Regions from separate parts of the Homo sapiens genome. Here region 2 is linked to region 1. The links are chromatin loops, found by intact Hi-C in ENCODE. Cell type or tissue: left ventricle myocardium inferior. All regions are shown on one strand. Each heading gives the region's core, and the rest is flanking DNA. Links, peaks and the distances in the headings are about the cores only.

Region 1 (4,404 bases), core at 285-4,284:
GCAAAGACAGACAGTAACTTCAAAAAAACATTTTTCAGGATAAATTAATCTCAATGGAAAAAGAAAATGTTCATGATGCATTACCTTATATTTTCCTTTAATAATGCCTTCAAACAATCTTTCCTTGGTTCCGTAAAAAGGCAAACAACCACTGAGCAGGATAAAAAGGATCACACCGCACCCCCAGACGTCTACAGGCTTTCCGTAAGGCTCTCTTTTGACCACTTCTGGTGCCATAAAATGAGGTGTTCCAACACGTCCTACATTTAAAACAACATTAAGGAAAAATGTTTACATAAAATGGGATTTTCACTTGAAAACTAAAAATAATAGAACAATAACAATCCAAATAAAAAGTTTACCAATACATATACTCTCACCACTCCTCCACCTCTCCATAAAATCAAGTTCACATAGGTGAAAAAAATTACTTATCTAATTGCTTCCTGAAAACATTGAGCCCAGAATAGGTATTCTGTCTTGTACACTGGCACTCCCTATTGAATTCTGCATGCTACGTAGTAGGTATTTATGTGGTTCTTACCTCATGAAGAAGTTTAAATTTTCTAATTTTCACATGGTTGAAAGTCACCAAATATATAGAGCAGAGGCAGGTGAAAGAGTCAACAGGCAGAGCCTGTAGCTGTCCAGGAAAGAGTTGGGAGGCCTACCCTGGGCAGAGGCAGAGGCAGGGGAAAGGAGAGGAGGGGGCAGGAAGTCATGAGAAAAAAATCGGTGGAAAAAAGATGACTTGACTGCCAAATGGAAATTCCCCAATGAAACCAAATGCTGAGAACTGTTATTTGAAATATGAATTTGACTCTGAAATCCTGTTCAGTTGATTTTATGGGTTAATTATAGCAATTAACAATAGTTAGTAATATTTTGTTATAGTAGGAGTTTTTAGCTTCCTCCTAACATTAACATATGAAGAGAATGAGAGCAAATATATGGCATAAACAAAAGCAAAATTATGAAGCTCCTCCCATTCAATCCTCTTTGACTTTCATCTTCTTTAAAGAGTTTTCTTTTGTTTCTCTATCAAAAATTAGCTTTCTGTAAGGAATCTGATACTAGCTGTTTGCACATTCATAACTATCTTTAACTCAGTATCCCAAAAGAAGTCTTCTATTGTGGAATGAAAGGCTTGTACCCGGCAGGAAGATCACTGTGGGATGGGGCACTGCCCACTAGACTTGGCAGCTCTTCTAGATATATGCAAGCCCAGCCACCTCCCTTCCTCCCTCTGTCTCTCTCTTTCATCATACTGAGTTCAAGATAATTTTTAGTTTGAAGATTGTGCAATACTTTATCTAGAACTCAGAACTGTGGTTTTAAAAGACCTTAGAGATCTTCTGGTTCAGCTAGAGAGAATATATCAAGTTCTGTTCATGATTATGAAACTCAGTTGGGATGCAGAAAGATAAAAGAGCTCTTAGCTTGTGTATCAGGATGTACCTTTGCTGCAGATCATATGGTTTCCCTTCCTCCCCCCATAATAGAAAAGCTTAAGTTCAGGGTTCCAGTAGTGAAAATATTTTCATTTAAAATGTACGATAGATCAGTGAAAACTATTGACTAGAAGGACCTGGCTAGAGAAATACTTTTATTTCTGTATTGCCCCATTTTGCTTCCTCAAGTAACACGAAGAAGCTGCAGGGATGGGAACTAAGCCTTCCATACTTCATTAATAGCCTGGACAGGGAGGGGCCACTGGAGAATTAGCCTTGTTCTGATGGACAGGAGCTAGCAGGAGTAGGGGAAACCAGTATCATTCAATTGGTACCAGGGTACCAGTTAGGTACCTGCTGACAGTTTGGATGATGCTTTGAAACTCAACTTGACTCCTACCACTTCCTGGGCCAAGCCACTCAAAATGGGGGCCTTAACTTGGGAATAATCAGAGCGACCATGGCCAGTCCCAGCCATCCTGAGAAGGTTCTCTCCATTTAGCTAGACGAAGACTACCCAATTCTGGAGAATTAGTGTTCAATCTTCGGGAAGATGCCTGTTGTTTGGTTCAATAATTTGCTCACAGATGATAGGGGAAAAACCATGGTAGAAAGAATGTAGAGGAAGGCTCTTTTATTTCATGTAAATCAGTAGAAGGTAAAAAGGACTGGAGTTAATCTTTAATATACACCAACTTCCTAAAAATCCTTGTTTTTGCTGATACTTCTTCTTGACTTTTAGGACTTTGACCACAAAATTTTAAGAAAAGGAAACAAATTAGCAAACTAAATTAAATGGCAGTTTGAGATATTTTGGACAAATATTTAAATATTATATATTTTGATAATACAATAAAACCTTCCTACCAGAATCTCAGGGGGAGAATTGTTCTGAATAGCTACATTTTTAAATACATTGTGATTTGAATCTTTATGCGCACAATCCTTTTTGTTTTAATAATTTTTTTGCAGAGTCTCACTATTTTCCCCAGGCTAGTCTCAAACTCCTGGGCTCAAGCGATCCTTCTGCCTTGGCCTCTCAAGTAGCTGGGATTACAGGTGTGAGTCACAGTGCCCACCTTAGTTAAATAATTTTGTATGGCTTTCTACAATTTCCTGACTTCTTTTACACAGAATGCTGCTCATAATTTAACCTTTTCTTGATGACTCAGAGTTGTCATTGTAGATACTGATTAAAGACCTAGGCTGTAGAACAGAAAGCACCCTCAGGAACTTCAGAGGTATGCAAGAGTTGATTTCTTTCATATTGAAAGGCTGTTGCGCTTTCCAAGTTTTGGTGTCTGCTCAGTATATATCATATATATTTTTGTCAGGCTTTTATTTCTTTTCTCTCACTATGCTTTAGTTCTGCGTTCTCCTAATTTGTTGCTTTTATAATCTGCTATTAACTAGAACCTGACTAGCAACCAGTTTATTTCATTTAATAGCAATTTCCTAAGTGCTTGCTAGGTCCTAGATACCCTCAGCCATGGTCCCCCTTACTCTTACAAATCACAGTCTTTGATGTAAGTCCCTGCATCCAATGCTACATGGAGGTATGTAGCCCAGATAGTTATGGGAATATAGAGAGAAGGAATAGGGCTATCCAACTCGGGATGGTGAAGGTAAGCCTGCTTTAAAGAGGAGATAATTGTTAGCTCAGCCTTCCAGAACAGTAGGAGTTAACCAGATAGATAAAATAACAAAAGGCACTCCAACTAGAAGGAATAGCATGTGCAAGGTATGAAGGAACACGAATCTATACAACTTTTTAAAACATGGGAGCAAGTCAGCCTTAGAGAGTGTCTTTAGATGCTCAATTGTGAGGAGCATGAGTGGATTTTTAAGGGTAGGAATAATTTTGCTGCTATTGTAGTTATTTTCTAGGTTTCTAGTTGTATTCTGGATAAGTAAGTTTCCTAAATAGCTGAGTTTCAGGTAGGGGGAGTGTAAATATGTTTAAATGATTTTTACTATATGCAACATATAAAGAAATGAATTCCTTTCTATTTGGAGGACTAGGGACTGGGATTTCAAACTGACAGGAAAATGGCTTTCTGCTTTAAAGTTGATAAATAATTAAATGATTGACGGAATTTCTTTCTTTTTTTTTTTGAGATAGGGTCTTGCTCTGTTGCTCAGGCTGGAGGGCAGTGGTGCGATCTCAGCTCACTGCAGCCTCTGCCTCCCGGGTTCAAGCGATCCTCCCATGTAGCTGGGAATACAGGCTCTTGTCACCATGCCTGGCTAATTTTTGCATCTTTTTGGAGAAATGGGGTTTCGCCATGTTGCCCAGGCTGGTCTTGAACTCCTGGGCTCAATCTGCCCGCCTCAGCCTCCCAAAGTGCTGGAATTAGAGGCATGAGCCACCGTGCCCAACCTTAATTACCAAAATTTCAAAAGTACCTTAAACAGCAGAAAAGCTTTTTCTAAGAGAAATAATTTATCTCTAATTTATTCATATTCTATTTTTTAAAACGTAACATTCAGTTATTTCAAGAATACAAAAAAAGGTGTGCTAAGAAATGACAATATTTTGACCATCAGGAAGTATTTTAATTCTAGAAGCATGGAGAAAAATACATTTTGAATACTGACATACCAGCGGTGGGCGGTGGGGGGGAGTTCAAAATTAGCTTTAAAAATAAACAATTTAGGTGAAAGGTTCATGGACTTTAGAAAAAGATTAATATGGAGAAAATGTCCAGGTAAACATAATGCATCTATTTTCCCCCCCAGTCAAGATGTACAATAAAATACGAAGAACATGACATTCTAAATACCAACAGGATATAGATCCAGAGCAACAGAAACAAAGTCATTATATATGGCCAGTATATAACATATAAAATAAATTCATTTCATTTCATCCCATTAACCTTGGTAATATAATCATCAGAAATTATTTGTTATAATTACGTAGTCTTAACATAGAAATGATCTGTATAAGTAC
Region 2 (4,404 bases), core at 245-4,244, 60 kb after region 1:
TTATAATTCATCAGGTTGCACTAGATTCAGATACAAACTTACAATGAAGCATATGGACTGTTTTCTAAATAAAAATAGCAAAGAAATAAAATTATAAAGACAGTGGTAAACATTAATTAAGAATCTTGTTATTTAAACCCACAGACACTGCACAGTCCTCAAGTTTTCAAGACTTTGGGTGTGGATTGGTTTAAAAAGTTATTATAAAATTATAATATCATATTTGAAAAAAAACCCCAATTTCTGTAATCCAAGATGCAGAAAATAAATCAAACCATAATTCTGAAGGGGGTAGAGAGTAAAATTGCCCTGAGGGGCTGGGGGGATATAAGAATTTCAAAGGGTTGTGTATGGTACAGTTTTTATGTTTATCAAAAGAGAACATGATTAAAAAGAAGATTGAGAAACCTTGCTCTAGATCATGAAAGAGTGGAGAATGTGGTGCTCAGAAGGCTATGGTGAAGAACACAGAGAATATGGCACATTCTGAATAGAGATCATGGTTCTTATTTGACCAGAATCCAGTAACTTTTGTTATTCTCACCTGAAAGAAGTGAGGAAATAAGGAGAAAAATAAGAATAAAAGCAGTTTGTATATGATTCTTCAGCACTTCATGTGTACCCTTTGAAGCGAGAAAGATTTAAATATAAGACAGAAAAAAGTAAAAACCAGCATTTATGTTGTGATTAAAACATCATATCCTTTAAAAAAAATCCTCTGAAAAACTCAGATAGCAAATTACACACAAGGACACTCTAACCAACAAGCATAGCAGCTACAGTTTTTTTTTGTTTGTTTTTGAGACAGGGTCTCTTTCTGTTACCCAGCCTGGAGTGCAGTAGAATGATCATAGCTCACTGCAGCCTTGAACTCCTAGGCTCAACTGATCCTCAAACCTCAGCCTCCCAAGTAGCTGGGACTCCAGGCACATGCCAGGATGCCTGGCTAATTTTTCTGTAGAGACATGGTTTCACCATGTTGCCCAGGCTGGCCTTGGCCTCCCAAAGTGCTGGGATAACAGGCATGAGCCAACATACCCGGTCTAGTTTTTGTATTTTTTATAGAGACAGGGTCTCGCTATGTTGTCCAGGGTGTTCTTGAAATCCTGGTCTCAAGCATTCCTCCCACCTTAGCCTCCCAAAGTGCTGAGACTACAGGTGCAGAGCCACCACATCTGGCTGTAACTACAGTTTTGACATACATGTGTAAACTTTTATTGAAGTATGACAGTTTAACATTAAATATTTGAAAGGACATTTTAAATATTCTTTGGTAATGACCCTGGGATTTTGGAGTCTGTCCTTGGTTGCTATACTTCTGTTCAATTCAGGATCTTGCCTGAATTTTTGTTCATGTAGAACTGAGTTAACTTCTGAAATATGAAAAGAGACTCTTCTAATAGTATTAGGTTATAAAGGAGTGTTTTAGCCTAGCCACAAAAAGACACCATTTTGAAAACTATATATAAGTAATGTGGTAATTAAAAACCAGTCAACTCTCTATTATTGTGGCCGCAAAATACTTCTGTAATACTTTGGCCAACATGAATTGGTTACATGTGCCTTAAAATTTTTTAAATTATATTTCTAGGAAAAATCAATCATCACTTACAAATTGTTTTACAATCTAAGAACTATACATTTCTCTAAGTAAAATTATAAATCCCAGGCATGTAACTATTCACATCAAATTTTGTTTTTCAGACAAAGGCATTATCCATCACAATAAGTAACTTTTTGTCTTTATTTCAACCGGACAATCGTGATTAGAAAAGGTAAGAAGCCATCTATACTTTCCCGTTCCATCCAATACATTTTTGTTACTATTTTATTTAATTCAATGTTTTTCTTTTTTAAAAACTATTCAGCTTAAATACTGTACCAAAAATAATTTTAATATTAAATATCTGCAATTCTATTCTAGCTCCTGTGACAAAATTCAAGAAAACCTGACATAAATGAACAACAATACAACATGTATTCAACCATCTATGATCTCTTCCATGGCTTTACCAATCATTTACATCCTCCTTTGTATTGTTGGTGTTTTTGGAAACACTCTCTCTCAATGGATATTTTTAACAAAAATAGGTAAAAAAACATCAACGCACATCTACCTGTCACACCTTGTGACTGCAAACTTACTTGTGTGCAGTGCCATGCCTTTCATGAGTATCTATTTCCTGAAAGGTTTCCAATGGGAATATCAATCTGCTCAATGCAGAGTGGTCAATTTTCTGGGAACTCTATCCATGCATGCAAGTATGTTTGTCAGTCTCTTAATTTTAAGTTGGATTGCCATAAGCCGCTATGCTACCTTAATGCAAAAGGATTCCTCGCAAGAGACTACTTCATGCTATGAGAAAATATTTTATGGCCATTTACTGAAAAAATTTCGCCAGCCCAACTTTGCTAGAAAACTATGCATTTACATATGGGGAGTTGTACTGGGCATAATCATTCCAGTTACCGTATACTACTCAGTCATAGAGGCTACAGAAGGAGAAGAGAGCCTATGCTACAATCGGCAGATGGAACTAGGAGCCATGATCTCTCAGATTGCAGGTCTCATTGGAACCACATTTATTGGATTTTCCTTTTTAGTAGTACTAACATCATACTACTCTTTTGTAAGCCATCTGAGAAAAATAAGAACCTGTACGTCCATTATGGAGAAAGATTTGACTTACAGTTCTGTGAAAAGACATCTTTTGGTCATCCAGATTCTACTAATAGTTTGCTTCCTTCCTTATAGTATTTTTAAACCCATTTTTTATGTTCTACACCAAAGAGATAACTGTCAGCAATTGAATTATTTAATAGAAACAAAAAACATTCTCACCTGTCTTGCTTCGGCCAGAAGTAGCACAGACCCCATTATATTTCTTTTATTAGATAAAACATTCAAGAAGACACTATATAATCTCTTTACAAAGTCTAATTCAGCACATATGCAATCATATGGTTGACTTTTGAATGGAAAACCCCACAATATTAAGAAAAGCATTCATGTGACTTTATTAGGGACACTAAACTACATCATTAACATGTCACAGCTTGGTTGACAATAATCACCAAGAAAATCTCTTTGGTTTTTAAAAATAAATAAACATATATTCATAAAACTCAAAAAACAGTTATACTGAACGTTGAGATGGCAGAAACTTTCAGAAGCAAAAATTAAGCATATTGAAAGGATCCCACTCATATGAAACTAACAGGCTGTTTTCTGTTTAAACTCAACTGTCAGTGCTTCTGTTCAGAACACGTTATTTCATGACTAGGATAAAGAAGCAAATGGTTTATGACTTGTCTGCTTTCTGGTAGTTAGAATACAAGGGTCAATCTATGGCTAGTGTTTATTGGTAATTTTAAAATCTTTAAAAATAAGTAGCTGGGCACAGTGGCTTACGCCTGTAATCCCAGCACTTTGGGAGGCTGAGGTGGGTGGATCATTTTGAGGTCAGGAGTTCAAGACCAGCCTGGGCAACATGGTGAAACCCTGTCTCTACTAAAAATACAAAAATCAGCTGGACATGGTGGTGGGCGCCTGTAATCCCAGCTACTCGGGAGGCTGAGGCAGGAGAATCGCTTGAGCCCGGGACGGAGGTTGCAGTGAGCGGAGATCGTGCCACTGCACTACAGCCTGGGAGGCAGAGCGAGACTCTGTCTCATAAAACAAAACAAAAAAATAAAAATAAGTAAAAAAATAAATAAGAAATATCCTCATTCACATCTTACCTAAATGCATGAATAATACAGTGAAAAAAATCCAAGGTTTTATAAACATATTATTTATTTGAAATTATCTGGCTCATGTTATTGGGGAGAAGCAATATTCATTGACTATATTTTTAAAGCAGATGATACTTATAAAAATGCTTAAATATTTGGATTAGGCTTTGTCAAAGTAAAAAGCTATGTCATTATATGCCCATCTTCATCACATTGTGCATATTTTCTTCTGTATTCAATATAAATAATGTTATTAGTGACAAACAGTACCTGGCAGTTAATTTTTTGTGAAATAAATGAATGAATAATAAGGGAGTGTAATAGTATTGCAGTTAAGAGATTGATCTCTGAAGTTATACTTCTTGGGTTCAATCTGGCTCTACTTTTTATTTAGCTGGACAATCTTAGGCAAATTAACTTATCCTCTGTACGTGTTAATTTCTTCATTTGTAGAGCAGAAAATACTATCTTATTTACAGATCCTATTATTAAATCAGCTGTTACTATTATGAGTAGCTAACGCTTAGTAAGCACTTGCTGTTTGCCAAGCATTCTACTTATATGCTTTACATATATTATTTTAATCACCACAACTCTAAAGTATACTAATTTACTGATGAAAATATTGAAGTGGGCTGGGTGCGGTGGCTCATGCCTGTAATCCCAGCA

What was found. A loop is a pair of places that touch in the nucleus more often than their neighbours do. Peaks named below come from ENCODE experiments on the same cell type or tissue, not always from the same donor. Only the 100,000 strongest peaks of a DNase experiment are listed, where the experiment ranks them.
Region 2: a loop joins it to region 1, with 4 times the contacts of the local background. A loop is called at or near these places in 2 of 110 quality-filtered maps.

Annotation. Positions count from the first base shown.
Region 1 is chrX:41,665,193-41,669,596 of GRCh38, forward strand. It overlaps CASK (calcium/calmodulin dependent serine protein kinase), which reads right to left. Exons shown (of 27, transcript NM_001367721.1): 7 at 85-260. Among named protein-coding and RNA genes, the nearest start is that of GPR34, 22 kb to the right of the region's middle. In left ventricle myocardium inferior, for the core only: no CTCF peak of the experiment used is centred there; no DNase peak of the experiment used is centred there; H3K27ac peaks cover 380 bases.
Region 2 is chrX:41,725,069-41,729,472 of GRCh38, forward strand. All of the region lies in intron 5 of CASK (calcium/calmodulin dependent serine protein kinase), which reads right to left. GPR82 (G protein-coupled receptor 82) reads left to right here. Exons shown (of 3, transcript NM_080817.5): 2 at 1,705-1,775; 3 at 1,925-4,404. The coding sequence starts at 1,959. The coding sequence ends at 2,969. Among named protein-coding and RNA genes, the nearest start is that of GPR82, 3.1 kb to the left of the region's middle. In left ventricle myocardium inferior, for the core only: no CTCF peak of the experiment used is centred there; no DNase peak of the experiment used is centred there.